Regions from separate parts of the Mus musculus genome. Here regions 1, 2, 3, 4 and 5 are each linked to region 6. A link is a loop called in an ENCODE intact Hi-C map of the cell type or tissue named here. Cell type or tissue: left cerebral cortex. All regions are shown on one strand.

Region 1 (5,000 bases), 610 kb after region 6:
TATTATTGTTAGTGTTAGGTCTAGAGATATTTTAGGTTTATTTCTACGATGAATGTGAGAATTAGTTGTAGGGTTTGATTTATATCACTCCAAGGTCAATGTGAAGGCTATGAATGGTTTCAGGTGTATTTATAAGGATAATATTAGAGTTAGAAGTAGGATTATTGCTAGAGTTAAGGCTGGGAGCAATATTGGTATTTATTTCCCCCCTGATTTTATGTTAGAGCTAGAGCTAGGTTCATGGTACATGTCAGAGTTAGGTTTGTCATCAGGACTAGTGTTAATCTTGGGGTTAGGGTTAGAGCCAGGTTTGTGTTTAGGGTTAGGACTGGTGGCCGAGCTAGGAACAGGATAGTTGATGGGGACAGGTTAGGATTTGCTGCAAATTTTGTGTAACAGCTCCATTTAGTGGTAGAACAATGTTTACGGTTATTTTTAGACTTCGTTTTAGGTTTCAGACTGGGGATATAGTAACAATTATACTGAGTGCTCATGATGTGTTTAGGGCATTTGAGCTAGGATTTGGTAGGTAGTCACACTGGATGTATGATTAGATTTAGGATTAGGATTAGGGCTCAGGTTGGGACTAGGGTCATAGATAGGGTGAAGTTTAGAGTTAGAACTAAGACAAAGTTAAGGGTTAGTTTTAGGGTTAAGGCTAGAGTAAGAGCCAGTGTTTGGGTTAGGTTTAGAGACTTGTTTCTTGTCATGCTTAAGGTTATGGATATGGATTCTGGATATAGACATAGATGTGAATATGGCTTTTTTGGTTATGATTGTAGTTAACATTGGTTTTATAATTAAGATGCCAAGATTAGCATTAGTGTTACTGCTTGGAGTGGAGCCATGGTTAGTTGTAGACTTAGATTACGTTTAGAGCTAGGTTTAGGCTTAGGTTTCAATCCAAATTACATTTGAAGTGTTTGATGGCAAAATTTTGTTATGTATGGTAGAGGTTAGTGCTGGTTTTAGGACTAAGTTTAAGGATGGTGCTGGGCGTATCATGTGGGTAAGTGGTTGTCTTAGGGTTTTAATGCTGTGAACAGACACCATGACCTAGGAAATTCTTATAAAGGACAACATTTAATTGAGGCTGGCTTACATGTTTAGAGATTCAGTCCGTTATCAAGGTGGCAGCGTGGCAACATCCAGGCAGACCTGGGGCTGGAGGAGCTGAGAGTTCTACATCTTGTTCCAAAGGCAGCTAGGAGAAGAGTGGCAGCTAGAACAATGGTCTTAAAGCCGACATCCACAGTGAAATATCTACTCCAACAAGACCATACCTACTCCAATAAGGCCACACACTTCCTAATAGTGGCAAGCATATACAAACCATCACAGTGGTATAGTTGGTGTTAACATTTAGTATACCATTAATTTTAGAGGTAGTTTTACTATTTGGGCTAAATATAGGCTTTAGACTAGTGTTAGGTTTGTTTGTTTGTTTGTTTTTGCTATGGACTGATTATGGCAATTGTATGGTTATAGATAGAGAAGGTAGGGCTTGTGTTAGTCTCACTGTTAGTGTTAAGGTTGAAGTTAGGGTTAGGGTTAGCTTATTATTAGTGTCTGGCAAAGGATAGAGTTTTAGTTTTTTTGTTTTTTTTTTAATGTTACAATTAGACCTAATGTTAGAATATAGTTAGGCCTTGCTAGTGTTAGGGTTAGGAACAGTTTTACATATATTTCTAAGTTTAATGTTAGTGTTAGTAATAGGAACAGGGATAGAGTTAGGGTTAGGGTCTGTAATTGGTGTTATTTTATAGTTTAGTTTTAGAGTTAGAGGCAAGCTTATGGTTAAGTTTAGGGGTGGTTTTTGTTTTTGTTTACTTCTTTTGTCTGTTTGTTTAATTTGTTAGGATTATGGTTAGTCTGTATGGCTAAGGCTAAGTTTAGGTTTATGGTTAGGACCAGTGTCAGAAGCAGTGTTTAGAGTACAGCCTTCCTTTAGAGTTTGCAATAAAGATAGAGCAACACCGCCACCTAGTGCTAGAACTAATATTAGCATTTGCGTTTCTGTTTTTTAATTTTAATCTACAAATGTGTTTAAAATGGACCTCTTGACTTTAAAAAAAATTAATCACTTGACTTTTTAAAATACATTTTTCAAAGAAAAATTGTGGGTAGTGGGGGGTTGGGACATTCTCGTGGAGACAGGGGGTGGGGAGGAGGTATGGATGTGGAACAGTCCGAGGGTGGACTGGGATTGGGGGTGGAGGTGTGTGAATAAATCTGGAGTGTAAACAAACAAACAAAACAAATGTATGCTACAAAAATAAATATTGCATCAATCTTGCTGTTATAAAAATTATGTAAAATATATTATGACCTTGATTTCCTCTCTTCTATATATCTTTCTAACTTTCCTCCACTCAACTCCACAGCCTTTCTCTCTGTCTGTCTCTGTCTCTCTTTTTCTCTCTCTGAAGAAAATTTGTTTTTGTTTGTTTTCCTGTTTGTTATGGTTAGTTGTTTACTTGGTTTTACTGTTTATGCTGTCTGTATGTTTAAAATGTGGTTTAGAACTGCTAATACATTTAGGGCTATTGTCTAAGCCAGGGTTAGTTTTGGGATGACACGTAGGTTTTGGGTTAGTATCGAAGTTATATCTCAGTTTAGCATTAGTGTTAATTTTAGGTTTAGGGCTGGCAGTAGGACTTGATTTACGGTAGGATGAGGACAAGGGCTAGAATTAGGACTTCATTTAGGGTTAAGACGAGGGATAAAGACAATGTCTGGGTTAAGTGTAGAACTTGCGTGTTATAAGGGTTAAGTTTATGGATAAGGTCAGGGCTAGTTAGGTTATGGTTATGGCTTTGCCAGGATTAGTGTTACGGCTATGATGGCATTTATGGTTAATTGTAGGCTAGGGTTAAAATAGGTTTAGATTTAAACGTACAAATAAGTTTCTCTGAGGATTAAATTTAGAATTTAGGGTCAATAGTATGTGAAGTTTATGATTTAGTTTACAGATGCAGTTTGGTTTATCATTATGGTAATGGTTACAGTTAGTGGTAGCAAATTGTTCGGTTTAGTTTTAGAGTATGGGAAATATGTAGGTTTTAGGTTAGGGTTTGGCTTGGATCTTAGAAGAGTCATGTTTAGGTTAGGTTTAGGGTTAGGGTTAGAGGGTCTGAGGTAGACAAGATTAGGGTTCAAGTTAATTTTTGGATTTGGATTAGTGTTCATTTTGGGGACAAAGTTAGTAGTAGTCTCTTCTTCAGATCACTGCAGGGCTGGTGCTAGGGTTAGGGTTATTGTTAGGATTATACCTGGATTAGTGTCAGGGAAAGTTTTACTTTTTTTTTCTAAGTATGATGTTTGAGTTTAGGGTTAGGGTTAGGGCTAGGGCTAGGATTTAAGTTATTTCTAAGTTTAGAGTTAGAGGTAATTTTAAGGTAGAAATTCAGGCTAGATTTGTCGTTAGGGGTAGTGTTAATCATGAGGTTAGTGTTAAAGGTAGGTTTATATTTAGGGTTAGAATTGATGGCTGGCCAGATTAGCAGTAGAAGCATAAAGTTATTGTAAGTGCTACAGTTAGTATTAGAACTCATTTAAGTTTTGTTTTTGATCTAGTTTAGGGTTCTGGTTGGAGTAGATTTCAATTTCTTTTAGGGATAAGTCTATATTTTGATCTAGTGTTTGATCTGTGGCTAAAATAAGGGCGTAATCAAGGGTATGGCTTAGTTTTCAGTTAGTTCTTAGTTAAGTATTGTGGAAAAGGTTAGAGACAGTGATATGACTGAGATTGAATTATGTTTTTTTAAGGCATAGTTTTAGATTTAGACTAGGGACAGAGACAGTGTTTGGATCAGGTGTGGATATTAGTGTTATGGTTAAGGCTATGGCTAGGGTTAGGGGTAGGTTTTGGTTATTGTTATGATTACTGAGAGGGTTAGAGTACAGGTAAGGGGCAGATTGCAGTTATGGTTACTTGTAGGCTTAGTCTATATTAAGAACTCGATGTAAACTTAACAGTGTTGTTATATGAAGTAGATTAAGGTTTGAGGTATGGTTAGGGTCAGTGCTAGAGTTAGGTTTAGGAATAATATTAGGCACAGAGTTTAGTTTTACATTAAGAAAATGAACACAGTCTTAAACAGTGATGCATCCAGGCATGCAACATGTGGCTGAGACCGCACCACCTTGAGGAGTACCTACCACCTCTCAGACTCAACACCTGCCCAGAGTTGGGGCAGGTTGGCTGGGACATGATGCTAGCTGTAGACAGTAGAAGCCAAGGCCTGGAAGTCCTGAGAAAAGACATCACTGAAGACCTCTGAACTGGTAATATAAAACAGAATGGAAAATTCCCAAAGAAAAGAGTTTAGAGATACATAGATACAGAGATAAATACATAAGTTTAGAAGCAATAAAAGAGAAAAAATCGAAATGTCTTGTAAGTACACTTAGACACTAAAAAGGGGGAAAGATACTGAGAGTATACAGTGATGAAAAGAAATTTTAGGTTAAAAAGTAATAAAGTAAAGTCTCCGATGGACGGAGAGAGGAGAAGTAGGTATGTGCATAGACACTGAAGCAAGGAAAGAAGCTGAGTGTAGACAGTCACAGAAAGAAATATTAAGTTTGAAATGAGTAAAATGAAGTCTCCAAATGAAAGGAGTTAGATTTAAAAAAGAAAATATTTTTATGTGAATATATGTAAAGAACTCAAGAAGTATGACTCCAAAAAAAGTAACACAATTAAAATACGGGGTAAACAGAATTCTCAATAGAGGAATATCAAATGGTCAAAAAGCACTTAAGGAAATGTTCATCATGTTTAGTCATCATGGAAATGCAAATCAAGCCAACCCAGAGATTCCACCTTACACCAGAATGTGTAAGATTCAATCTCAGAATGGCTAAGATTAAAATCTTAAGGCACAGCATATGCTGGTGAAGATGTGGAGAAAGGGGAACATGCCTTCATTGCTGATGGGATTGCAAACTTGTATAACCACTCTGTAAATCAATCTGACAGTTTTTCAGAAAACTGG
Region 2 (5,000 bases), 1.0 Mb before region 6:
TGATGCTCCAGGGACCTGGTTCTTCCAAAGACAAGAAGCAAACAGGCCAAACCCAAAATACAGAAATCCAGTCCTCTCAACTGGAAGTAGGATTGAGATGAATGGAGAGGTGTTGTTTCTGGGAAGTAGTTTGTGAACCCAGTTGTGTTCCTTTGAACCAGGGTGTTGGGAGAAGGCAGTGATGGGGTGTTTACTTCCTTCTTGGAGATGGCTGTGTGTGTCCTTTCATTGACTTGCATATGACAATTTATACTGTGTTGTTCCTGCGTAACTGTGTCCCCTGCTGCATTCCTGTCTCTTGCCTACTACTTTCCTCTGCGTCTCAGTGTCTGGATTACGTCTGGCCTGCTTTGCCCAGGTTTTCTTGTCTACTAAACAGCTTGCTGGACCTAGCTCCTGTTGGTGTGAAAGATCCATTCTTAAATGTTGAGAAACATTGTGAAGTGGTTGTGGATAGCACTTACCACCAACATTAATAATTTGTAAACCTTATAGTTAATGAAATCACATTAAAAAGCAAACAATATGTATCTAAAGCTCATTTTCTAAGTATTTACTTTTGGGGCTATTTGGTCTTTATTTACACTGCAGAAACAACTAGATCAGTGTCTCTCCACTTCCTAACGCTGAGACCCTTCAATACAGTTCCTTATAGTGTGGTGACCCCCAGCCATAAAATTATTTCATTGCTACTTCATGACTGTAATTTTGCTATGTTGTGAACTGTAATGTAAATATCTGTGTTTTCTGAGGACCTTAGGTTGTTTGACTCACCCCACCCCCCAAAGGGGTTATGACACTAGAGAACCTCTGTACTAGATAATTGTGGACATCTCTTTCTGTTTTCAGACTGATGTAAATTGTAGCAATTGACCACATGGAAATTGGCAAATGTTGAAAGCAATCCCCCCTCCCCCGCCCTCCTTCCCGCCCTCCTTCCCTCCCTCTCTTCCACATGCCAATGAGTTGCTTACTTCCAGTGAGCAATTCTCTCCATTAAAAAAGAAAATGCTGTCAGCACTGCAATGGGGGCCAGTGGGATTGCCCAGTCAGTAAGAGTAAGGGTGCCTGCTCCTAAGCTGATAAATGCAGTTCCATTTGCAGGACTCACATGGCTACCAGAAACTGTCCCGCCGTCAAAACACGCATGCGCGCATGCGCACGCACCCCTCCTGACACATTCGCACCTCATCCCTATATAAATACATAATCAGTTCAAAGAAGCACTTGGACAGATTCCTTTCTATTGTCTGAACCTTGTCTGACACATGTAGAAAATTATTTAAATAAATGTTTTCTTTTTTTGTTTTCAGTATCATTTTCCACATTCAACCTTACACACAACGATGAAGCAATAATAGAAATAGAAGTCCCTCTCTTTATTTCGGAAAATAACTAAAGAGCCCCGAAGATTAAGTGCTTGTGGAAGTTCTCGTAGTGTGTTGTTGAAAAGCAACACGTGCTTTTCCAGGTGATGCCAGGATCCGTGAGATTCATGTTAATATTTCTAACCCGACAGAGAATCCACCGGACTTACTGAGGTCGCCCAGGACATCTTTGAGGTCTGAGTTCCGAGTTGATGATTCATGTACTGCCTTTGATTCGATTTTCACTATGTTTTTTTTTTTTTTCTTTCCCCTCATGGTGCCATGGTGGCTAAATGATATCTATAATTGGAAATTTGCTAAGAAAAAAATTGCATAGTTTTAAAATAGTGAATTGATTTTCTGAAAGCCAAATTCACAGTCTAAAAAAAAAAACCAACAAAAAACAAAAAGAAAAAAACACCCCCCCCAAAAAAAACCCCAAAACCCCAGGGTCTAGGCTGCTATGACAGGGCTCCACTGATGAAGGCCCTTTAGCTTACCACTTTGTGTGTTAATCAAAGTCCACACGGCTGTGGGATACAGAAGGAAGCTGATGCTCGGAAAGACGACTTTCTTCCTTTCCTTATGTGCTTGTATAACACAGAGAAAATGGATTTCATTTGGAGAAACAGTGAATATTTCATATTTTCCCTCATGGGGAAGCATCAATTTCGAAAGTGTGCTGAGATGGCTTAGAATGTAAACATTGCTCGTATAGTTTCCTATCTTATAAGTTTCCTTTTGTACTCTGCTATTAAAACATTATGAGAGAATACTGATCCAATTTGCCTACATGGATACATTTACATTGATGTATGATAATTAATTATAAGTTAACGTATGCACTCACAAAATATTTTAAGGTAGTATAATGATGTCTGAATTGATATCCGTGCACAGCCCCTCATTAACATTACCAAAAGTCAGATGTGAGGAGACAGGAACATACTTTGCAATAGTATGCCAGCAATCCAAGCAGGCTAAGAGTGCAATACTCATCTGTGACCACAAGATGCCGCTCAAGCCGTTGTGAGTTAGGTCTTTTGTTACCAGCAGAGTGACATTTCCATTTATTTTTACATGCTCGCAATTATATATTAAAACTCATGGTGGGTGGGTTGAAGGAGAGGAGACCCTGACTCTTTTCAGCCTGTGTGAGGAAAATTGATGAATAATTTCCTTAGGTTTTCACAAACCAAGGCTGAGAATTCAGATACCATAAAATTGTTGTACCCTCAGTTTCTGGGTTGCTGTGTCTACATGTCCACACTGGCCCTGCCTGCCACACAGTCTTTTACATATAGTCAGTCAGCTGTACCATCTGCCCCAGAACCAAGTAATTTCCTGCCTACCCTCACTAGCAACATATGCAACACACTGTTTCTCTAATATACAAAATGTCAAAAGATTGCTCTAAGGTGCAAACAAGTCATCAGATGTCTATGTTTCCACGGCAATTAAATAGTCACAACATGGCAGTCCAGAGAGAAAGCTTCCAGAAGTCACCGTGTGCAAAGGCAGTCACTGGCTCTGGGTGACGTTATTTATCGCTCTAGTCCCTGTCTGTGGCAAGAAAACGAAGTCCATGAGGTAAAGACTGGAGATGCTGCAGTCTCTTGCTTTCCTATCAAATTTGCCCTACATTTAAATTTAGACCTTGTAGTTTTTGACATCAAATGGAGGGAAGATTTTTCTTACCTTCTCTCTGATGTCTAATCAACCCTATGGCTGACTGTAAGGCAGGGTGGCCTGTGATTCAAAATATTTACTGGGAAGTGGTAGGGCCAAAATCAGACAGGAAGCAGGTGTGTTAAATCCTCCAGGAAAATAACTTCTCCCTTTTCTCAAATTAATTTGGCAACAACAGAGCTGATTTGACCCTTAGGTGGCATGGTTTCTGGACCATCGAGGAATACTCTTTTGCATATTAAAAACAGTCTCCTTTTAGTGTAAGCTGCTTAGTGACCTTTGGTCTCAGTGGGCTAAGCAGAGGGTTTCAGGATGGGGAGCTTGGAGATCAGTGGAGGCAAACAGGAGAACCTGGGTGGTGGTGGACACAGAGAAAATCAGCAGTAGAAATGGGGAGGGGAGGAGGACGTATCTACAAGGGGCAGCGTGGAGCTTGTTCTAGGAGAAGCCCCGCAGAATGTACCGTTTTGCCTGTGAATACTCCTTCAGGCTGGATCGGATTGGTGGTGTGAGCGGTTAGCTAAGGCAATTCAAAAGTGAATGGAAGGATGTATTCTTTATTCTTGTTTTCATATTAGTCCCTGCTCCATACATCCTTGGCCAATATATCACCCTTTTTTCCTGAATTCTCATCCCCTCATTCGTCCTTGCAAATGTCCTGTTCAACTGCTCTCCATTTTTATACGTAGTAGATGCCAGGTACTCTGGATTTGAGGATGAAAAACATTTCAAAAGCTTTTCAGATAACCATGGAACTATTATTCAGAAAAAAACATCCTTTTCTTTAAAATGTTAGCCTGTATAGTGGAAATTTTAAATGTTTCTATGTTTAGTATAAATAATATTAGAAAGCATTAATGTTTTAAACCTGTGATTCTCATAGTTCCAGGAACTACCCAAGGATTTGGCCAGCATCTAGTTCAGTGGGTCCAAGGTGGGCCTAGACGCTATGCTTTTCTCACTTGAGGAATACTGACCTGCTGGGACCACTTTGACGGACAGGGCTTTATCCTATGCTATTGTATGGCATGGTTCTAACAGGAAAAGAGAAAGTGCTTACTGTGACAGGGGTCTCTAATAGTTTAGGAGAGGTGTTGAGACATGTCACTGTGAGACTCTGGGCAGGGACTCTGTTGCTGAGGCACCGTTTCCTGTTTCCCGCCGTCTGATTGGCAGTCTTCAGGAGCACACATGGTGTCCAGGGCACCAGGATGCAGGTTTCCTCCTAAGAGAGGAATCAATCCTGGCCTGCATCACTGTTTTGAAACATCACAACTGAAATGGCTTTTATGTTGCTAAAAGAAGAAGAGGAGGAAGAAGAAAAAAGGCACAGCTTTTGAAGGGGAAAAATAGTTTTCCGATAACCCCCATTAACTACAGGGGTCATTGTGGCAGAATGAATGGGGTTAGAAATCTGCTAAAAGCTGCAGTATATGGTACGCGGTGACTGACAAGCCTTTTGCTGAGTAGTTACAAATGGGACTAATGGTTTAAACTTGTTAGTCATTGTCAGAGCTCTGATCCTCGAGTCAGCCATGGAAGCTATGGCAGAAATCGATAAGGCGCCACTTTCCGCAGTGAACTGCTCGACCATATAGATTGCCTGAAGGGAAATGCTGAGTTCCCTCCCAGGCTGTCAGATGAAAGCGGGCAGCTAAATCTCCAGGAAGATTGACCACATTGCTCGGGGCAATTAGGCCTTTCACCACTTTGAGCAGCCGATTATAAAGGCATGGGGAAGGGGGCAGAGGCCAGAAGCCATCTTGGAGCCTTCTGAGCTGGTGGGGCATTTCTTCCCTCCTGGGTTAAGACTTACATGTTTGGGGTTGCCGCTGGCCTGGCCCCTCCTCTTTCCCTGTATTTCCTTCAGCAGCTGCAATGGGAGGCCAGGCAGCCGTAGCCCTTGGTTGCTGATGGACTGTACCGGCAGCTGAACTCCATCAG
Region 3 (5,000 bases), 280 kb before region 6:
ATTCTCCCAATGTTTCCTGTTGCAATTAGCCACAACACGACTATGCTCTCCGACACTTAACTTTATTCATTCTTTAAACTTCATAAATCAAGTGTGTCTCAGAGAAGTTTCTATATGTATGAACACAAAGAAAATGTAAAAATCAAGTTAAAAACAATCATTCGGGCCTGCAAATGGCCCAGTGAGTGAAAGTAGCTGTTGTCAAATCCTCACAGCCTGTGTTCAATGCCCAGAACTCACTTGGTGGGGAAAAAAAAAAAAAAAAAAAAACAGCTCCTGCAAGCTGTCCTGACCTTCGCACAAGCCCATCCCCACAAGTAAATAAGAAAATGTAAAAATTAATTAATTAATTAAAAGCAGTCTTTCTTCAAGGTTTAACTTGTATTTCTTGTTGTTTGAGGAACACAAACACACACACAGAGAGAAAGACAGACAGACAGAGAAAGAGAGAGATACAAAGAGTTTGGGTGGGAGTGGGGCTTGATGATAGTAGCTCTATTCAGAGTAGGAGGCAGAAGAATGAGAGAGGAATAAGAATAAAAATCATTAGAATACTTTATATAAATTATAAGAAACTGTAAAAAAAAAATTCTGAACAGTCTTTCTAATATGTTGCCATCTTTAAAATTATTTAAAGGGAGAGTTAGGAACAGACATGAAAATGCTAATAGATGTTTGTACTCCCTGAGATTTTAGGTGACACCACTCTGCTCGTTTCTTTCCATGTTTTGATTTTTCTATCGTCTACATGTGCTCTCTGTGTTTATTTACTACAAATAAACTCTGGGTGAGACACACTGTAACCTGAGAAGCTAGAGGACGCATGTTGGAATTATATGAAAGAAGATGGTCTGAAGAGCGTTCTGACATGGCTTTCCAGTTTGTTTTGTGTCTTGACCTCTTAATCCCTTGTAGTCTCCTGTCTACAAAGTGAGGTAGGCTGTTTTCTAATGTGGTAAATTATAATGTACCCCGGTAGTGTTAGGGAGTTGATTACCAGGATCTAGAATGTTCTCATTCAAGCACAGTTAGATAATAAAACATGGAGAAAAAAAGGAAAAGAAGATACCATCAGGATCAGAGGACAGGGAAAAGGCTGCTGTTTGTGGGACCAGCATCCAGGCAAGGCAGATGAGCAAGGGACTGCCCCCATGCCATTCCAATCAGCCATGCCTTTCACATCACTGCTGGCTTTGTTGTCCAAATGTTAATAGATTTCCAGAGAGAGAATTCTTCTAGTTATTCATTTCTGAAAAATTACAGAATAATGGTTTACAATGTATTGTGGTAATTGCATAGGAAGCTAACTGCTATTTTTCTTAATAAGGTTGACCCTTTGAGGCCTGGCATGAAAACATTTCCACAAAAGGATGTGCATGGTCCTGGCAGGGTGGAGGAGGGGCATCTGTCTTGTTTGGTACTTCTGTCTGTCTTCTTTCCTTTTTTTTTTCTTTTCTTTCTGCTGCTATGACTTCTGCTACTGTGACTGCTATTTGTTTTTGTAATTGTTCTTCAAAGGCTTCCGGCAAGAAAGCTGTTCTAATTGTGCAAATCACAGAACAGCTGATCACAGAAACGGTCTCAAGTCATCTGTGCAACCACTGACTGAACTTTCAAACAAGCTGGGGGCGCTTCCCCCAATCCCCTGAGTCCAGCATCTGACAGTGAACATAAAGCAGCCGCCAAATGAGATACTGAAACAGTTGTGTGTCACTAAGCCAGTGATTTGATCTGAGCAGTCAGCAATCACGCTGCCCTGGGCTGCAGAGAGACTTGCACTGCACTGATGCAGGCTCCCATAGGCAGGCTCCCTGCCTGACTTGTTACCATGGTTTCCAGTGCAGCCTGGTCTAGTGAGAACGTTTGTCTCGTTGAAAGCAGTTAATGCTGGGTTCAAATCTACCCTCTGCAGCTAAAGTGACATGAACCAGGCAAATCACACAGAACTTGTTAAATGAAGCATTTCCTGTTGCCTTAAGATTCCAGTTAAAGCCCAAGAAAGCAGTTGGTACCTCCCACTGCTCATCCATGCAGAGCTAAGAGGTGGCTTTAAATGACTTGATGACTCATAGCTCATCACCACAAATGAGAGCCTAGGGACGAATTGAGGAGAATAATCAGTGTGGTGGGCAGGCATGGGCATCAGAATACTGTTGTCTAAGGAAATTCCTCAGGAGGGGAAGAACAGGATGTTTTCTACTGCTCCAGTTATTCAACAAATTTAGACTGTCCCTATCATGTCCCAAGCATATTCAAAGTACTGCAGACACAGTAGTGAAGACAAGCTATTTTCATGAGTAGCAAAGGCTCTCCTTGAAGGTGCAAGTAAGCTACCAGATTGAAGGGAGGCAGGTTTCTTATCGACAACCCCAGCCACACAGCTACCAGACACTTAGGAGCAGCCAACCCTTCCAGGCTTGAGTATGAAATAGTGTGAGTTTCTCTCTGAGCAAACTGAAGGCTGAAAAGGCATGTGGGTATGAGTTGACCATGCTCAAGGACAGTAGAGCTCCTTAGACCAAGGCATGAAGGATTCCTGCCTTAGACCTTAGACTCTCAAATCCTCTGCTCTTATGAAGGCATTAGTTTTAAGGATGGCGAACACAACATGTTTTATCAAACCATTTTTAACTTGACTTGGATGGTCAAACGGGCTGACTATGCAGTTTGGAGTTTTGTTTATACTTCTGCCTAGGGTCCCACAAATGTGAAAGAGACAGAGAGAGAGGAAAAGACACAGAGAGACAGAGAGAAAGACAGACAGACAGACAGACAGACACACACACACACACACACAGAGTTAGAATTTGGAACAGAAATATAAGGGGAGATTTGGCAGAGAGATAGGAGAATCAAAGTCAGAGGTGAAGTAGTGTCAGGGACAAAGACATGAAGAACACTTTAAACCCTTTCACATGGAATTTGGACATGTGCCTTAAGTGGTATTCAATTGCTAAGAAGCATAAACCAGCACCCTGCCAAATGCCACTGAGGTCTGCCCCCTATTGCTTCTTGTTGATTTAGCCCCAGAGAAAGAAGCACCAACAGAGCAATACTTTTCCTCACAGCTCTTTCCAGAGCCTGAGTAGAGACTGGAGTTGAGAAAGGAGAGAGGTTTTTGAATAAGAGGTTGAAGTTTGGTTAAGATTTAGTTGGATTTGAAAAACCCAGAAATTAGATTATCTGAATATCAAAGAGACTTGAAAAACTACAGGATTGGCAAAGTGTCTCAATGGGCAAGAATAAAAGATTGAACTTCAGGGATGAGAAGGTAGGAGGGAAGTCACAGGAGTCACTGATCTCCCTTCAGCACAAACCATCTCATGGGCAGAAGACAAAAATGCAGGCAGCACACACCAGCTCACACGGATGCTATAAATTAAAGTTGAAATCATCAAAGCAGATTTGTTTTGTCTCATAATGTCAGAGCGATTTTGGTCCATCATGGAAGGGAAAGTTTGGCAAAAGTCTAGTTCATGGTAGCAACAGTGTGTGGTAAAGGCTTTCCGCATTACAAACAGATCAAGAAGCAAAGAGAAAAGCAAGAACCAGGGACCAACCTACAACCTTCAAAGGCCTGCCCTCTCAACCTCATTCTGCCAGACAGGCTCACCTCTCCTAAAGGTTATTCAGTCTCTCTCTATAGCTCCACAAGTGGGAAATGATTGCTTAAACTATGAGACTATAGGGGGGAAATTGGGATTCAAACCCTAACAGGATTTTTTTTCTAACAAACATTTATTTAAAAAAATTATGCGCATGGGTGTTTGACCTACAGGTGTGTCTATGTGTGTGTCCAAGGAAGCCAGACAGAGAGCAAGATCCTCAGGAATTGGAGTTACAGATAGTTATGAACTGCCCTATGGGTGCTAAAAAACAAACTATGTTCCTCTACAGGACCAATTAAGTGACTCCTGAGCCATCTCTCCAGACCCCCCCCCCAATAAAAGCCAAGTAAATGAGTTATGCTTATGAAGAGTCATAAAGCCCTGAGGAGTGTGTAGAAGGTGCCATGAGATATTGTGGGACATCCAACAGATACAGGAGCTACAGATCTGCTCTTATTGATGGAGCAATATCTAACTGGAGACCTAAAAGACGAGTGAAGGGACCCAAAGAACGGCAACATTCTATGTCAAAGCACAGACGCAAAAGAGTAAAACAGGTGGTTCAGTAAAGCTGTAGGCCAGATCAGGTGAGGCAAATGTTGACTGGGCAGGGTGCAGAGCTTCGAGGACTATGAAGGGCCATTGACATCCTGCTAAATCCAAGGCACTGGTGTTTCTCCTGGCCCCAGGATGATAGTGAAATCTGAGACTGTCAGACACATACTTGTATTTGAGAAAAATCTCTTTCCTAGGAAGGTATATAAAAGACACAGTGTATTAGCTGCTTTCCTTGGGACTTGTGTCAATGTCCCTGACTTGGTAAAAGAAGTGTATGTTTGGGTTCACAGTTCAAGGGTATTTTGCCGAATGATGAAGCCATGTTGGCAGGAGCCTGAGGCAACTGGTCACATTGTCTTCACAGTACAGAAATGGGGTGAGAGGGGGTAAATGTCAGTGTTCATCCATCTCTCTCTCTTCTATACAGTCCTGGACCCAGAGGATGGAAGGGTGTTATCCACATTTAACATGAGCGTCCCACCTCACTTGGTCGTCCTAATCTACATAATCCATCCCATGCTTGTCTAGAGGCTTGTCTCCTAGGTGATTTTAGTGCCTTTTAAGTTGACAATGTTAACCATCACAGATGGCTTTAACTAGTGGGATAATGAGATCTATAAAGCTAAACCATGGGTAATTAGGGACATCTCTTAATTTTGACCTATTTATTCTCCATGCTCTGGGCACAGGTTGAGAAGGAGATTTTTGTGTAAGTGGTATATTTAGGATGTGGCTTTTGAAAATGATGGTGGAGTATGGTACAACATGAAACAAAGCAAAAGAATAAAATATTAGTAGCTAGGTCATAGCTATGGCAAATTGTCAGTAGAAATA
Region 4 (5,000 bases), 88 kb after region 6:
TTAATTGATCCCTGCCTCCAGGCATGTAAGCTGTGTGAAATGTAACAGGTGCCCTAATTCCAGAAAATGTGTTGTAATTGTTTGTTTGTGGAACAGATGAATGAATGTCTGTAGGGCACAGCTGGTCCTCAGGTGGTGAGCATGAGTGGATTAATGATGTGACGGGGGAGTCACGCTTGTTTTGCTGCACTTGCCTCCACCGATTGCTGAAGCAGAACAAATATTAATTAACAGGGTAGGCTGATTGTCAGATCTGCCTTCCCTAGCTGATTTTGCAAAGGTAGTTTAATTCTTTTGCTCCTTAAACCAACAGTTGCTAGACATTTTCATCTTGATGCTTATTATCTCTAATTTTTTAATTAGAATGCATTTTTCTCTTGAAAATATATAATAAATTTATATTTAACATTTAAACAATATTTCGGAGGAGCCTAAGATTGAAGTGTTATGCTTGGCACTTGAATTTCAAAAGCATTTACTTCTCAAAGTATACATAATTTTTTCTAAAGAGTATTTCCCAAGTATTACTTACTATGTTTTGTGTTAAAAATACTCATCTATTCAGGGTGGAGGAAACACAAAAATGACCTAGAAGGACACTTAGTGTGTCTCTCTCTCTCTCTCGCTCGCTTCTGTAATACTACTTTTCATCCTTCATAGTTTGCTCTGTGGTGTAGTGTGTAATAGTTCAGATATCTTCTGGCTTAGACAGCCCTCTGCATATGGGGACACCACTAACAAGGATCATCAGCACTGTTAACTTTGGACATGCATAGTCTGTGTCATACTTAACCGTTCCCATGCAATGGTCTGTGAGAAAGCAGAAGAGAATTGGTAGGCTCAGGAACAAGTGATAAGGAGTTTGCTGAGGGCTAAGTGGTACTTCTCAACAAGTTTTTGCTGTAAATAAGCTTGCTGCTGCTCATAGAAATAAAATCATCTCAGGATTGATACTGCTTAGTCAGATAATGCAAGTCAAAGTGTTACAAGCACTTAGTATTCCAAATAGTAAGGACCATTTGTCATCAGAACTAACCGATGTGGCCTCTATTTCCACATTTAGTAAGATGTAGTACTGACAATCCGTGTAAGTCACTGTCTTGTGTTTCTGACTTAAGCAATGCCTGTTTGGTGTTAATTTTCATTGGTGGTCAGTACCACTCTGATGTTGGTGTTTGTGCCTAGGTTTGTCACTAGAGACCAGAGCAACATGTCCTCTTCTTTCCTCACACTGTTTAGTATTCCATTCCCTGTGCACTCATCAGATGTTCCTGAAAAGCTTATGTGTTTCCTGTCTCAGTCTTTACTGAACTGCAGGAAGTGAGATGGACATAAAAATCCGTAAGTGTTCTGGGAAGTGAGAGTTCAGAATGTGGATAGGGGAAGTGTGAAGAATCCTTTCACATGGAAGTGGACTCATTATATAACTGCATCACATCCTGAAGGATTCTTCAATTTTCTTCTTTAACTTGGTACTTTGTTGAGACCCCGATGGTTCAGACCCTTTGAGGGCCGAGTAAACAAGCTTGGATGTGGATCGCCCTTAGAGAAGTGCCTCTGGTGGGCTAATAACCCCACTTTGTATTTAGTCCTCCTTAGGGTAATCTTAATTATTCTTGAAATTTGTGAAAATTCTGTTTAGCTTTTAAAAACACTTCTGTTTCTTGAGTGACATTTGCCCCTTTGAAAAACAAAATAAAATTGGAAATGCTAATGTTTTGAGCCAGCTAAAGGAGGAAAATAAAAATGTCACCATGGTAACAAAGCTGCTTTCTAGATGGTTTCCTAAGATATGCCTGAACTAGAGGCAGATGTCTGATTTGAGAATCTTGCCTCCTTCAATGTAAACAAATAACTTCTAGGCAGGTGTTGGAAATAATATGGAAATCCTATTAAGGGGCCTTGGGTTCCTGTCAGTCAGGAAGCCTGTGCCACAAAAGAGCTGGTTGTCACATAAAGGAGCAGAGTAAATTCTCATTAGGCTTGAGCTTTTCCCAGGAAATGATTGTCTCCTTGTGTTTTTTTTTCTCCTGTGAATCTGAATGTAAGCTGTTGCTTCTATTGATCTATTCACTGGCTTTTTTTCCCCTCTTCATTACAGATCTTCCCTGTCCCTGCCAGCCCATATTCTCCCCTTCACCCACTACTTCCCTCCAGATTAACACTTGATCTCTTCTATTGCCCTGGGAGTTGTGACATTTGTGATTTTAACCTCCCAACCTGGGGGTTGGGGTGGGGTGGGGTGTTCCTGGAGGAGGAAGTGCAGCCTGCTTTACAAATAGCCAGGCTAATTGGATGGACTCAGTGCTCAGGGCTGTTTGAAACCAGCACAAACATATTGTGAATATATTTTCACAAATTAAGCAATATTTGAACTATGAAGCTGCATTGTCCAGTACTGTAGCTGCATGAATCATTTTTTTAAACTTAAATTAGTTAAGATAAAAATATAAAACCCAGTTTCTTAGTTGCACTCATCACATTTGAAGTACCCAGGGGAGACACAGAATGCATGGCATTGCAGGACGCTCCCTCTTTTTTTTTTTTTTTTTTTTTTTGTATTTTAAAATTACTATTATTATTATTAGATATTTTCTTCATTTACATTTCAAATGCTATCCCCTTTCCTATTTACTGCTCCAAAAATCCCCTATACCAACCTCCCCCTACCCCCCCCTCCCCCTGCTCCCCAACCTACCTACTTCTGGCATTCCACTTAATGACACTGAAGAGATGGGCCTGATTAGGCTTAATGGTTCTGCTATTCCATCTGGCTGAAGCAGATTGCTGATATTTAAAAGCATGGTCTCCCTGGTTGTATAGAAAGTAAGGGCCATGCTGGGCCTGGTAGTGGAGGCCTCTAATTCTTGTCACTGAGGAGACTTAAGAAGTTCACCCCATTCAAGGCCAGCCTGAGTAACTAGTGAGATGATTCCAAAATAGAAAGTAAAAGCTAAGCTGAGCTGGGCTGGGCTGGGCTGGGCTGGGCTGGGCTGAGTGATAGAGAATACTTGCCTGGTAGGCTTTAGGGTTTAGGGGACAGAACTGAGGGAGAGAGTGAGAGAGGGAGGGAGGGAGGAAGCCAGCAGGCAGGTAGGCAAAAGGCAAGTCAGAGGGTGGTCAAAGCTATATGCGTATTGCCTTGGTGGTCAGTGCTGGTGTGGTGGGCTGCACTAATATGGTGATCTCCAAACTGGTATAGGATTTTATTCATTTATATTTTGGCCATGAGATCGGATGATCAATTTAAAGGAGTTTTTCCTGAAATGGAGCTGTAAGATGTATTTTCATGGTTCAGTAAAGAAATCTATGGCACAGGAAGAGTGGGCAGTGTCGGAGGTTATAGGGAGGGGTGCTCTTTATACTACTTAAAAGGTTAACAATGTATAAACACAAAACAAGGCTTCAGAGAAGCCACACGATTATTATGCAGCATTTCTTGGGCTATAGTCCCTGAGATGCACTTCATAAAGCCAATAAAGCTCACACTGGTGGTCTTCTGTTGCCCTAGCAACGGACCATGGGGCACAGTGTATGTGAAATGCATGAACATCTGCGAATTAATCTTTCTTGGTTTGTTCTTTTCTTGGCACTGATTGGGCCACTTGGGCTTGGGCCTGTGACACTGAGTGTGAAGGGTAATCTGGAGCTGTCCCCAGGGCCTTCCCCTGAGTGGGTGGTGAAGGGAGATTTATCCAGGTAGTATATGCAGGAGTAGAGGGATTTAGCCTGACAGCACTCTCAGGGGGATGTTATTAGCTTACTTTCTGGTGGCATGTGGAATTGAATAATTTTTTTTGGCTAGTAAATCTGGACATCGTTGAGTTCATTGGGCTGCCCTGAAAAAATAATCTTCAGAGAAAATTGAAATAATCACTTGTGTTTATACGAGTTATCGAGACTTGAAAGCTCTGAAATTAACTTGTCCTTGGCTTAGCCCTTGCCCCAATATTGGACTATTAGTGGTCTGAATCAGCTTTCTGAATTGGATGGTTCGGCTGGGTTTTGTTTTAATAATAAAATTTGGTAATTACCTAGTGTGACCTTATTTTCAAAAATTTCAGAATACGCTAGTGATGTTTTTGCCCTCTGGAGAAAAAACTGTAAGCAAGATTAGGTTCCCCACCAGCCATCAGGATTGACTTCTTTTGCACAGTTCTTCCTCTTTTACACACTGCACACACCTTCTCTTGCTCTTCAGACTGCACAGTTCTTCCTGCTCTTAGAAATGTAAATTGTTCTGCTCCCCCTGGTCGCTGTCAATTCCTTTGCCCTTCCTTGTTTGCCACCTCTGCCTCTTTCCTTCTCCATAGCCTTTCCTATGGCTCCTTTTGGGGAAAAATAAAAGAATGCTGTGGCAGGAAATTCTATCATGATGGAGGTAGGCTTTCTTTTTTTCTTTTCTTTTTGAGAGTAAAACATTTAGTAAATACATGAAGACAAGAATCGTCACAGTCGATTTGACTTGTTTAGCACTATTGAAGGATATTTGAGAGTGAATTAGTTAATTCTTTCAGGTGAAATATCTTCTTTTGTATCAAAAAAAAGCATACATGAGATAAGGTCCTTATTTTTGTGAGGCAACTGGTCAAAAGTTGCTTTAACAGTTCCTGACCTTTGAAACCTGATGACATTAATAGTTAAACTTGATTTTCTTATTTTATTTATTTATTTATTTATTTATGATTTGTCATCTAGCAGACAGACTGTACTGTTTCATTGGCTTATTTAGTAAAGGTTAGAGATACTCTTTACATAAATAAACTTTTTGTAGAATCAGCAAAACAAGAGGAATATGGAGACTTTGATCAGTGTCACTTTCAGGTGATTCTCACTCAGGTTTGGCTGTGGGGAGTAACCATTGACGCTTCCCCACTTCTCCACCTGTAGTTCAGACGGCCTCCTCTTTCTTTCTAAAGTGAGCAGCTTGGGTTATTGACTTGAAGCCAGCCTGAAGAGTAGAACAGTTACAGGAACCACAAGATACCATTAGAAGGAAG
Region 5 (5,000 bases), 140 kb after region 6:
CTTGATCAGAAAAGAGTTCTCAGTAGAATTCAAGTAAGAACTAGCTTTTCAAGGGCTTTCCCTTCATTTTACGTTTCCAGGCAATTCCAGGGGCACACAGATGGAGCCAGCTGTATTGACATTTCTAATGATGGCACCAAGCTCTGGACAGGTGGTTTGGACAACACTGTGAGGTCCTGGGACCTGCGTGAAGGGCGGCAGCTGCAGCAACATGACTTCACCTCTCAGGTGTGGCCTGTGTGTGGGTAATGTGACCTATTAAAAGAAAATGTGCTGGCTTTGAATGTGGATCTCTTAGAGATCATCGCTTAGACTTGGTTCTTTCTGTACATTTTGAGTTTTGTTGATTTCCTCTATATTTAAAGAGTATACCTCCTGGTTAATAAGATAAGACCTTGTCCTCTGTAGCTACCATCATTTGTTATTCTTCCAGATCTTTTCATTGGGCTATTGCCCAACTGGAGAGTGGCTTGCAGTGGGGATGGAGAATAGCAATGTGGAAGTATTGCATGTCACCAAACCAGACAAATACCAGTTGCATCTTCATGAGAGCTGTGTGCTGTCACTCAAGTTTGCCCACTGTGGTAAGCAAACCCCCCTTTTCCAGTTTCTGTAAACTGAATGATTGCTTGGTTCTTCTTTTGACTCATTCCAAACCGAGTCTTCTATTTTGGCAATGTGTCTCTCTTGACAACTATATAGTTTACTTAACCATGCATGCTTTCCTAACAAGCTATGTAAATTCTTAGTCTTAGTCCACTTTATTCCTTACCACAACAATCAGTGACTCATAAAATTCAGAAGGTCGGTGGGCTTTACTTTTGAAGTGAAAAGATACTCTTATTTGTTATAAATGGAATGAATTTCTATATCAATTCAGCAGTCTATGAATCACATGACAAAGTAACACAAAGCCTTCTTCCTGTAGGCAAATGGTTTGTAAGCACTGGAAAGGACAACCTTCTGAATGCTTGGAGGACGCCTTATGGGGCCAGCATATTCCAGGTAATGCCTTGCTTGCTGAGCAGCGCGTGTCCTGTGAGCCTGCAGAGCTGTAGCCATGGCCTCTTCGTGCATCCTATGAGTAGTGCCCCTGCTTAAGTGCTTTGAAATTACGTTGGGGCACCTGACACCATTTCTGCCAGGCAGAACAAGACCCTGTCTGGGAGGGGGATTAGTTGCACAAGGGAGGGCCATCTGCTGAGATTTCTGATCTCAATATCAAAGCCTGAATTACCCATGACTCAATCCTCTAATTAGGGGTTTTAGGTCTTCTGTGGCATTTTCGTGTTTATGTATACATTTTCTGTTTTCAATCTTGAACATTTTGTGTTCATGAGTAGTATTGGCTCTTTTCAAATTCTTTGACTCACTTTCTGTTACCACTTCTTTTTTCTAAGCGTGTTCCGGAAAATTTCAAACTGCATTCATTTTATAAACGTCTTAGTAGCACAATAGAATTTTGTGTAGTTTTGGAAATTATTTGGGGGAAAAAAAACCTACCAGATTTAAGCATAGCACAAACACAGACACACACACACAAAAACTTTCAGGTCCATTAATGACAAGTCATAATAGAGTGGATTAATTGTCTGAATCCAAAACAGAGCACAATACAAGGTTGGTGGCATGGCATGACAGAGTAGCTGATGTTACTGTCATGACACTCATACCTGCCTTCTCCCCTTTCTTGTTTTATATGACACAAGGTTTCACTATGTAGCCCTGGATGGCCTGTAACTCACAGAGATCCACTTGCCACTGCCTTTGAATGCTGATATTAAAGGCATGCATTACCATGCCTGGCTGAAGCTTAAATTTTAATACTTGACCTTTTAGGTATACAAACTGAAAGAAAAAGATTAGACTTTATTTTTATTAAATACAAGTATTATATCGATGTATATACTGTCTTAGGTATTTTAATTATTAGCAATTGCAATAAAAAAAGTTTGACATGCAGTATATTAGGTACTTGTCTTACACGTGTGACTTCTGATGCTCCCAGTATTCTTGAGGGTCCTATTTTAAGCCTTGTCTGTGTGTGGTCTTCCCTCATCCCTTCATCACCCTTCACCTCTCTTCAGTGGAGTGTGTTTCTGTTTCCAACTATTGAACTCCTCTTTCCTGTTCTCGTGTTCTGTGCTAGTAGCAGTGGACATTGTGGCTCATGTCTGCCTTTAGTTGTTAGGCCTGTGCAGTGCTTGCCGCTCTGTGGTACCGCCGAGAGCCAGGCTCCCTGTCTGTGGCAGCTGAGGTCTTGGATCTTGAATGTCCTACTTGCTCTGTACTCTCTAGTGAAGAAAGGGGGGTTGTTTGTTTGTTTGTTCTTTTATTTTATTGTCTGTATGCTTGTCTGTTGACCAGGTTGTATACCTGGTACTTGAGGAAAGCAGAAGGAAACCCCTCCCCCAAACTGGAGTTTAAAAACAAACAAACAAACAGTTATAAACTGCCATGTGGGCTCTTGGGTTTGAACCCATGTTCTCTAGAAGAGCATTCAGTGCTCTTATCCAGTGAGTTCTCTCTCCAGCCCCAGGAATAGAGTTTAAAGAACTAGGATTTGCCTCATTGCAGAGCCCGCTGACCATTGAGTTACCTCTCTTTGATGCCTCAGGACAGGAATCCTTAGCCTAAGCTAAGGATGATGTCCTCCTGCCATGTCTAGGAATGTTGGTGCTGCCCTCTATCTGCAGATGTACTTGGTGCTCTGGGGAGCACTTTGGTTGTACATCTGCTCAGCCACACCCACCAGTCCTGCTGCTCAGTTCCTCTATGTGACATTCTTGATATGTTTCTTCCCTAGTCCAAAGAATCCTCATCGGTGCTTAGCTGTGACATCTCTGTGGATGACAAGTACATTGTCACTGGCTCTGGGGACAAGAAAGCTACGGTTTATGAAGTTATTTATTAAGGACAAATCTTCGTGCAAACTGGACTCCTCCTCATAGCACTTTGCGCTGTTGTACTTTTCTGTTCACCCCTCTCCCATTCTAAAACCAAGGATTTCCAATACTCATTGCAGTTGTGGAGTTTAATCCCTTCCCATAGCCCCACTTCCTCCTTGCTATTGAATTGTGAATACTCATTAAGAACCTGTGATACCAAATCTTCAGCTATCGTCTTGGAAGAACATGGAATACCTAACAGTGAATGGAATCTTTAATTATGTATTATATCTGTAATATATTTATTTTGTTTAAAGAAGGCTTTCTAACAATGACTGACTAAATAAAGCTGTCCGCTCCTGCATTGATAATGAAGGTGCATTGTATTTGATGCTCCACCCCTCCCTTTTGGTGAGGGAGGGGAAAGGAAGGTTTAAAATAACTGATTTAAATGTCACTAAATGTAGACTATTGACTGTATAGAGATGTGAAATGTATAATTACACACGGAAGCAATATGTTGCTGTGTTGTTATGAGGTTGTTTTGTTTTATTTTCTACTTATATTAAAAACATTTGGAAATTTGGCTGTTTGAACAAGTAGAATATAACAGGCCAAGTACTATTCCTTTGAGTCTATTTGGGCAACTTTAACCAATATGTCTATAACTTTAGATTACATTCAACAAAAATAATTAGATGTTTTTCTTTTTTATTTTTTACTTGTTGACAAGTATCTTTGTAATATTTTTTAATTCCTTTTTTTATTGTATTATAGACAGATCAAAAATTAAATTGGGCCTCAAAGAGAGAACTTAATTTCTTCTAAATATTTTTGCCAAATTTCCTGGCAGAGGAAGCTGTGTGTCTCTGGGCAGTTGTGATGCTGTGAGACATGGCAGGCTGTTTTGTGTCATGCTCTTTAGGAGCTGTAGGTACAGGAGGACTGCTTGCCTACCGCTGTGCAAAGCAAGTCTTTCCCACACAAAGGCCAGCAGAGGAGGGTTTGCAGAGCCCACCCTCTGAAAGCCACAAAGAAGAGCCTCTCCCGGGATGGTGGCTTGCTTTATTTACCTCTGGTTCTTTCCATGTCTTAGTTGGATGTCCCTGAAATGGACACAGGCTGTGCCATTGTGCCAGAAACATTGTGTTATCTTTTATGTTGTTGTTGTTGTTGCTGTTAAAACTATAACATGTGACTCCTTTTTTATTATTATTTTTTGTTTGAATGCTTTAAAAAGATCTTTTAAGTCTGTGGATCTGCTGATGTACAGTGCCTTTGCTGCTATGGATCAAAATCAAGAACTGTGTAGATAAACTTTATTGTATAAGTAGAAAAATCACTTAATTTCATACTAGAAATGGATGGATGCTGCAAGCTGAAATGGACTGTCATTGACGTTCTTTGTGTGGTAGCAAAAAAAATGGTGTCTTAAGTGCTTAGTGTTTGATGTCATTAACAGTTTCATAAAACTCTACAGTGTAGAAAGATTTTGATACTAAACTGTGCATTGTACATAGTTCTAACGCATTGTGTTGGCCACCAGTACTTCTATGATGGTAGATTGTTTGTGCATTCAGACTTTTAAGCATTAAACATAAATAACTTCTAGAATGATTATTTTCTAATTATTTTTGCTAATTGCTTTGTCTATGCCACTCCCTATATTAAAATCACTAGTTATATTCAAGTCAGATTGTTAAGTACTATGGGTTTTGAACTGTTTCTTTTTTTTTTTTTTTTTTTTTAATTTTTCTTTTGAGATAACCCAGAAAGCATGAAAGAAGTTATGGAAGGCAGGTGGTTGCCAAGTATTTACTGAGCCTCTCATTTTGTTGACAGTCTTTCATCTAGAAGCAGTCCAAAACTCTCAAACTTGAACCATTTAGATTTTTACTGTCATTCTGGTAAACTAGCCACTTAAAGCTACTTAAACTTAACTCTTGGAACTAATTAATATTAGAAACCTTTTTTTGCCAGTAATACAGACTAAATTTCAAGTGCTCAATAGCTCCACAGGAGCTAACAGCTATTGTACTGGACCTCACAGATTTTGGTAATGTTTCCCACACTGTTGTGAATGCTCTGGAGCTAACACAGCATTCAGAATTT
Region 6 (5,000 bases):
CGCGCGGCTCTCCCGAGGGGGGCGAGCCGGGCGGCGCGAGTCTGCGGGGTGGAGGGCGCCGGCGGCCACAGGCCGGACTCGCTCTGCTAGCTGACGGCCGCTCGACGCCATGGCGCGGCTGCCTCCGACGGGCCACTTTCGATTCCGGGTAGGGAGGGATGGGAGAGCCGGGCCGGGGGCTCGGGGGTTTGGGGGGTGACGGGGGGAGGCGGAAGCCAGGCTGAGAAGCTGAGCCGAGGGAGGCCGCCCGGAGGCACCGGGACCCCAGCAGGCGAGCGAGAGGCGGGAGCGGCGCGACCAACCCCCCCACGTCTCGGACCGCGGGCTGTCCACCCCCCACCTGCGATGTGGGCTAATTAAATATTTTATTGTTGTTCTTTAGGCACCGCATCAGCCTGCTCAACCCTTCAAATTTACAATTTCAGAATCCTGTGATCGGATTAAGGAAGAGTTTCAGTTTTTACAGGCTCAATACCACAGGTAACGATATTGACTTTAGCTGATCCTTCTGTTTGCTTAGCTCTTGTCTTACCCCCTTCCAACACTACCCCCCTCCTCCCCCACCCCCCCACAAAGGTATTACCATTTCCCCCCTGTGGGCAGAAAAGGCAAGTCAGGGCCTCTTTTTCCTTTAGGCAGGTGTAAAGAAATTAAGCATTTTCTTCTCCGGTAAACAGAAAAGGAAGCAGAACAATCGAAACTGGGGAGACTTGGAAAACGCTGAGGCCAAACTTTCGATATTGATTTATTGGGTCAGGAGGCTGGAAGGTTGGGAAGATTCTGGGGCCCTTTGACTTCTTGCTTCTTTATTACTCTGGGCTGCATTTCTTCCTTCTACCATCATGGCATAATTTAAGAGCCAGGGAGTTAAGCAGTGAGCCATTTCATTACTTTTATTAAAAAAAAAACAAATAATAATAATAAAAACAGGACACCCCCCCCCCCCAATGCTTTTGTGTTCAACGCTCTTAGACTTGGAGTGCTTTTGAAACATGTTTGTTTCACCGGGTCCTTAATGATGCAGAATTCTTATTGCAAGAGCCCAAACAAGCTGCTGGACCAGATCAACACCTCCCACCCCCACATGCTATTCAACTTGTCTGTATTTTTTGGAGGGGGAAAAACAATTTGTCAGGAGACCGTGTTGATTCTGATTTTCATTAACCTCATAGAATATTAATGATAGAACCTTCCCTGTGGCATTTTCATGGACCTAACTTTGCTTATATATATATATATATATAATTATTAGCGATGTTTATTTCCTTGTTTTAGTAAGTGAATTTAGTGAAGAATAGTCAATTCTGGGTGAAGTCTCAGAATTCAATTGGGTAGAGGGTTTATTTCTTTAAGACATAAACCCCTCTTTCCCAACCCCCACAGTTTAACCTTATCAAAGAGGCAAGTCCTGGCTGGTTCTTGTCACTCCTTCCTCTCTCCTCCCTTTCACTAGTAAAGTGCTGTTTGATACCATTGATTTGACAATAGGAGGTGATGATTTAGAGGAAACGACGTGGATTTGGAGTTGGAAGGATACGCGTTAAGTTCTACACTGTACTTAGTTGATTTTATGTCTTGAATAGTCTGAAGCTGGAATGTGAGAAGCTCGCCAGCGAGAAGACAGAGATGCAGCGGCATTATGTCATGGTAAGAAAACTGTGTCACAGATTCAAAGTGCTCATTAGCTTGGGAGACTGAAAGCAAGAATACGTTTTAAATCGCTGGAGGCTGCAGGATCCATCACAGTGGCCCTGCCAGTGTTGTTGAGGCTGTGGGTATGTGTCCATTAGCAACCTGTAATTCTAGGTGGTTACAGCTTGGCTTCGACAACCAGCTTTGATTTAAATTTTCAAAAAGTTCAGTTGCGTGGGGTATAATTTTCTGTGCTTTGTTTTTACAGATTTTTACAAAAGTGGAAAAAAGAACTCATTTATTTTTTTTGTTTAGTCAGAAGCAAAATGTTTTTGTTAGTGGTTTTCTTTGTTGTTTTATTGCTTTTGCTCCAGTTGTAACCAGACAGCTTTCCTATACACTCTTAACATTGCATGCACTGTATGCCTTTTAATTAATGATTCGGATAGGAAATGACACCAGACCCCTTCTCAGAAAATTTCCCACTCCTCATGTTAATCTGTTTATATTTTTCTGTGCATGCCTTCAATTTCTATAGTGTTATTTTGGTTCTTAGGAGCGCTGATTTGAGCTGCCAGATTTTCTGTACTGTAGTTACACGCCCATTCAGACAAATCAAATCTATGTTTACAGAAGTATAATGAAGCATTTTTATGATTCAGAAGTATGTTTGGGGTTGAAAGAGCTTGCAGGCTGGTGCATTAATTTCCTACCCAGTTCCTCTGCTTTGCATGTAAGAGTGAGTAGTCCACTCTAAGCAAGAAACCGAACTCTGAGGAAACATCACCTTTTTCCAACAGTTCTTTCAAAACCTCAGCATTTGTATGAGATGCTTCTGCTGTGCTTAGGAATTAGGAGTCACGTGGAACCAAATTTTCATGACTTTTTCAGTTCATTTGCTTATGATGTAGAAAGACAGTTGTACAAGTTAAGAATGCTGCGTTTTAACATTTTTATTAGTTTTGAGAGTTTTTCTCTTGGGTGTGTCTTAACATGGCCTCTAGTGTTTTAAAGAGAGCAGCAGTTGGGCATCCTTTTTATTTATTGACTGGGGTATTTTGGTTAAGGTGAGGTCTTTGTGCTAGTTGCCTTGTTTTCCATGCATTCGGGCAATTTGAGTTTACTGGCGAGATGATTTGAAGGATACAGGTTTAATTGCTTCTCCTTCTTTGACAGTATTATGAAATGTCCTATGGGTTGAACATAGAAATGCACAAGCAGGTAAGTTATTTCTTTATAATCATTTTATGTGACAGTCATACTCATGTACTTTGAAAAGAAAATTGTATATTTTGTGATTTTTTTTTTTTCTTTTGTACATTTGAGATGTCTACCTATATCTTAAAAGACTTGGGGGTGAGTAAGAAGGCAAGTCTTTTGTGTGTGGTTCCTCTTGTTCCATATTATCCTAACTTTTGGAAATTTAAAATTATTAACTCAGAATGCGTATTAAACTTTTCTGCACTTTCAAAAACAGCATGCAGAATGTAGAATGTGTATTGTCTTTTTGTAAAGAGTTACCTTATATATTTCAGGCATCAAAATTCTCTTATGAAAGAACTTTCCTTGGAAAGTATTAATGAATAAAATTGTAAATTGTGTGAAACCTTTCCTGTGAAAGAACAGAGGAGTGAGCTGGGAGGATCAGATGAAATCTGCAGAGCTATAAAAGAAATTGATGTAAAAATCTGTGCACTAGTCCCTGGAGCCTACTTAGTAGATCTTACCAGGAACTCTGGCTTCGACTTCCAAAATTTGTGCAGAGTAAATGAACCTGATAGGAGGATGTGATTAATGTTAAGCCCTGGGTCTTGAGATCTAGCAATTACTTTGGGGTTGGGGGAGAGCGCATTGGTATAGGTATATGTGACTACTATAGCTGCTACAGGGTTTTGTTTTTGTTTTTGTGTTTTTTTTTTTTTTTTTTTGTTTTTTGTTTTTTGTTTTGGCTAGAGACCAAAAAAAATGATTTGGTTTAAGTTCCCTAAATGGAAAAGATAGCCATATGTATGTATGTATGTATGCATGTATGAATGTATATGTACACACACACACACACACACACACACACACACACATGTAAAATGCTATTTAGCAATAATTCCTTTAGGAAGCATTTCTTTGAAGTCATCTCCTCATGAAGGACTTCGGGTCTCATCACCCATTTCAGAACAGATAACATGTATATTTGCCTGCTGAGAAAGAAGCGATGGACAATTTTCTGTTTTCCATGTCTTATTTATTTGTGGTCAGGGTAATGTATGTACCTTCTAAGATTAAGAAGTGTGAGATGACTAGGTCATCAGGCTGTAAGGATTCTTTTAACTTAGTTATTTTCTACATGGTCAGAATGCACCCACATTAGTAGTTCATTAAAAGACATCTCTTGAACAATAAAAGCAACCAGATAGTATTTGAAAAAATAAAGTTGGGAAAATTACAACAGTATTTACATTGGTGACTTTATCTCAAGTTCTGTTTTACTCTGTATGCTATTTGGTTGTGCTGATGTTAGCATATTATATACGGTATATGATAATACATACATGTTGGAGTTTGAATGGCACATACTTACATTTATATTTTAGTATCTTTGCCATTTCTGTTTAGGTTAGTCATACATATACTGCTTAAGCAAAATGTATTCAGCTTAGGAGTGGACTCCCTTTAGCTCTACCTCCCAGGAATATTGTTACCTGATTACAGTCTGGATCTTGTAAATACTTTTGTTTGTTTGTTTGTGTTTATGTACCTTCCCAGAACTAGTTTCTCTAAAGGATGGACGGGGTGAATGCCCCTCCTTTTCCCCTTTGTATCCTTTCCTCCCCTGACCACTTAGTCTCACTTGGCCTCTGGCTTTTCTTGGGCCATCTACACCTGGAAGGGTCACATATCTTTATGTATTCATTTTGGTGTTGGGTAGATGTGAGAGCCTTTAAGTTTACACATTTTATATGACTATGAATTTTGTCATCTTCTTGTTCAACTGGCCTCAGATACCATCCATTTAAAACTGAGTAGAGTACACTTTGCCTGCCCCCTCCTCTTGCTTTTGAATTCAGTCATATCAAGAATCCCCAGGGCAGTTTATCACATTATGAAATACAGACAGCCCTGCAAACCACCTACTTATTATATTTTCTTTCTTTCCCCGCCTTAAGCGCAGAGGCAGATCTGTCTTTATTTGTTTTCCTAGGCAGACAGCCTGACTTTCTCTTAGCTGCTCTTGCAGATGCACTCGCTGGATACCCTTGTAATGGAAAGGAGCAATAATGCAAGGAAGTTGCCCCGAGGCATAATTGTGCCTATTTCTCAAGATCGGTTTAGGCTTATTCACTTATTAGATTTGTGTCTCAAAGGGTTCAAGA

Evidence for each region. Peaks named below come from ENCODE experiments on the same cell type or tissue, not always from the same donor. Only the 100,000 strongest peaks of a DNase experiment are listed, where the experiment ranks them.
Region 1: a loop joins it to region 6, with 6 times the contacts of the local background. A loop is called at or near these places in 7 of 42 quality-filtered maps.
Region 2: it touches region 6 in a loop (3-fold over the local background); 6 of 42 quality-filtered maps call a loop at or near these places.
Region 3: it touches region 6 in a loop (2.7-fold over the local background); 2 of 42 quality-filtered maps call a loop at or near these places.
Region 4: a loop joins it to region 6, with 4 times the contacts of the local background. A loop is called at or near these places in 6 of 42 quality-filtered maps.
Region 5: it touches region 6 in a loop (2.6-fold over the local background); 8 of 42 quality-filtered maps call a loop at or near these places.

Annotation. Positions count from the first base shown.
Region 1 is chr19:13,978,384-13,983,383 of GRCm38, reverse strand. No RefSeq gene overlaps it. Among named protein-coding and RNA genes, the nearest start is that of Olfr1505, 62 kb to the right of the region's middle. In left cerebral cortex, CTCF peaks have their summits at 387 and 1,991 (motif pointing left); a DNase peak (open chromatin) is centred at 1,981.
Region 2 is chr19:15,615,084-15,620,083 of GRCm38, reverse strand. Gm31594 (a long non-coding RNA gene) reads right to left here. Exons shown (of 5, transcript XR_386569.3): 3 at 1,868-1,957; 4 at 1,538-1,684. Among named protein-coding and RNA genes, the nearest start is that of Gm31594, 18 kb to the right of the region's middle. In left cerebral cortex, a CTCF peak has its summit at 2,370 (motif pointing right); DNase peaks (open chromatin) are centred at 2,034 and 2,375; H3K4me3 peaks cover 188 bases; H3K27ac peaks cover 335 bases.
Region 3 is chr19:14,868,405-14,873,404 of GRCm38, reverse strand. No RefSeq gene overlaps it. Among named protein-coding and RNA genes, the nearest start is that of Tle4, 270 kb to the right of the region's middle. In left cerebral cortex, no CTCF peak of the experiment used is centred here; a DNase peak (open chromatin) is centred at 2,043.
Region 4 is chr19:14,504,148-14,509,147 of GRCm38, reverse strand. The region is part of intron 8 of Tle4 (transducin-like enhancer of split 4); the gene reads left to right. Among named protein-coding and RNA genes, the nearest start is that of Gm31441, 59 kb to the left of the region's middle. In left cerebral cortex, no CTCF peak of the experiment used is centred here; a DNase peak (open chromatin) is centred at 1,881; H3K27ac peaks cover 593 bases.
Region 5 is chr19:14,447,648-14,452,647 of GRCm38, reverse strand. Tle4 (transducin-like enhancer of split 4) reads left to right here. Exons shown (of 20, transcript NM_011600.3): 17 at 81-228; 18 at 434-584; 19 at 929-1,005; 20 at 2,807-4,576. The coding sequence ends at 2,914. Among named protein-coding and RNA genes, the nearest start is that of Gm8630, 14 kb to the right of the region's middle. In left cerebral cortex, a CTCF peak has its summit at 2,682; a DNase peak (open chromatin) is centred at 2,714.
Region 6 is chr19:14,592,237-14,597,236 of GRCm38, reverse strand. Tle4 (transducin-like enhancer of split 4) reads left to right here. Exons shown (of 20, transcript NM_011600.3): 2 at 383-480; 3 at 1,584-1,647; 4 at 2,809-2,853. Among named protein-coding and RNA genes, the nearest start is that of Tle4, 3.4 kb to the left of the region's middle. In left cerebral cortex, no CTCF peak of the experiment used is centred here; DNase peaks (open chromatin) are centred at 838, 1,642, 2,422, 3,373 and 1 more place; H3K4me3 peaks cover 3,194 bases; H3K27ac peaks cover 1,390 bases.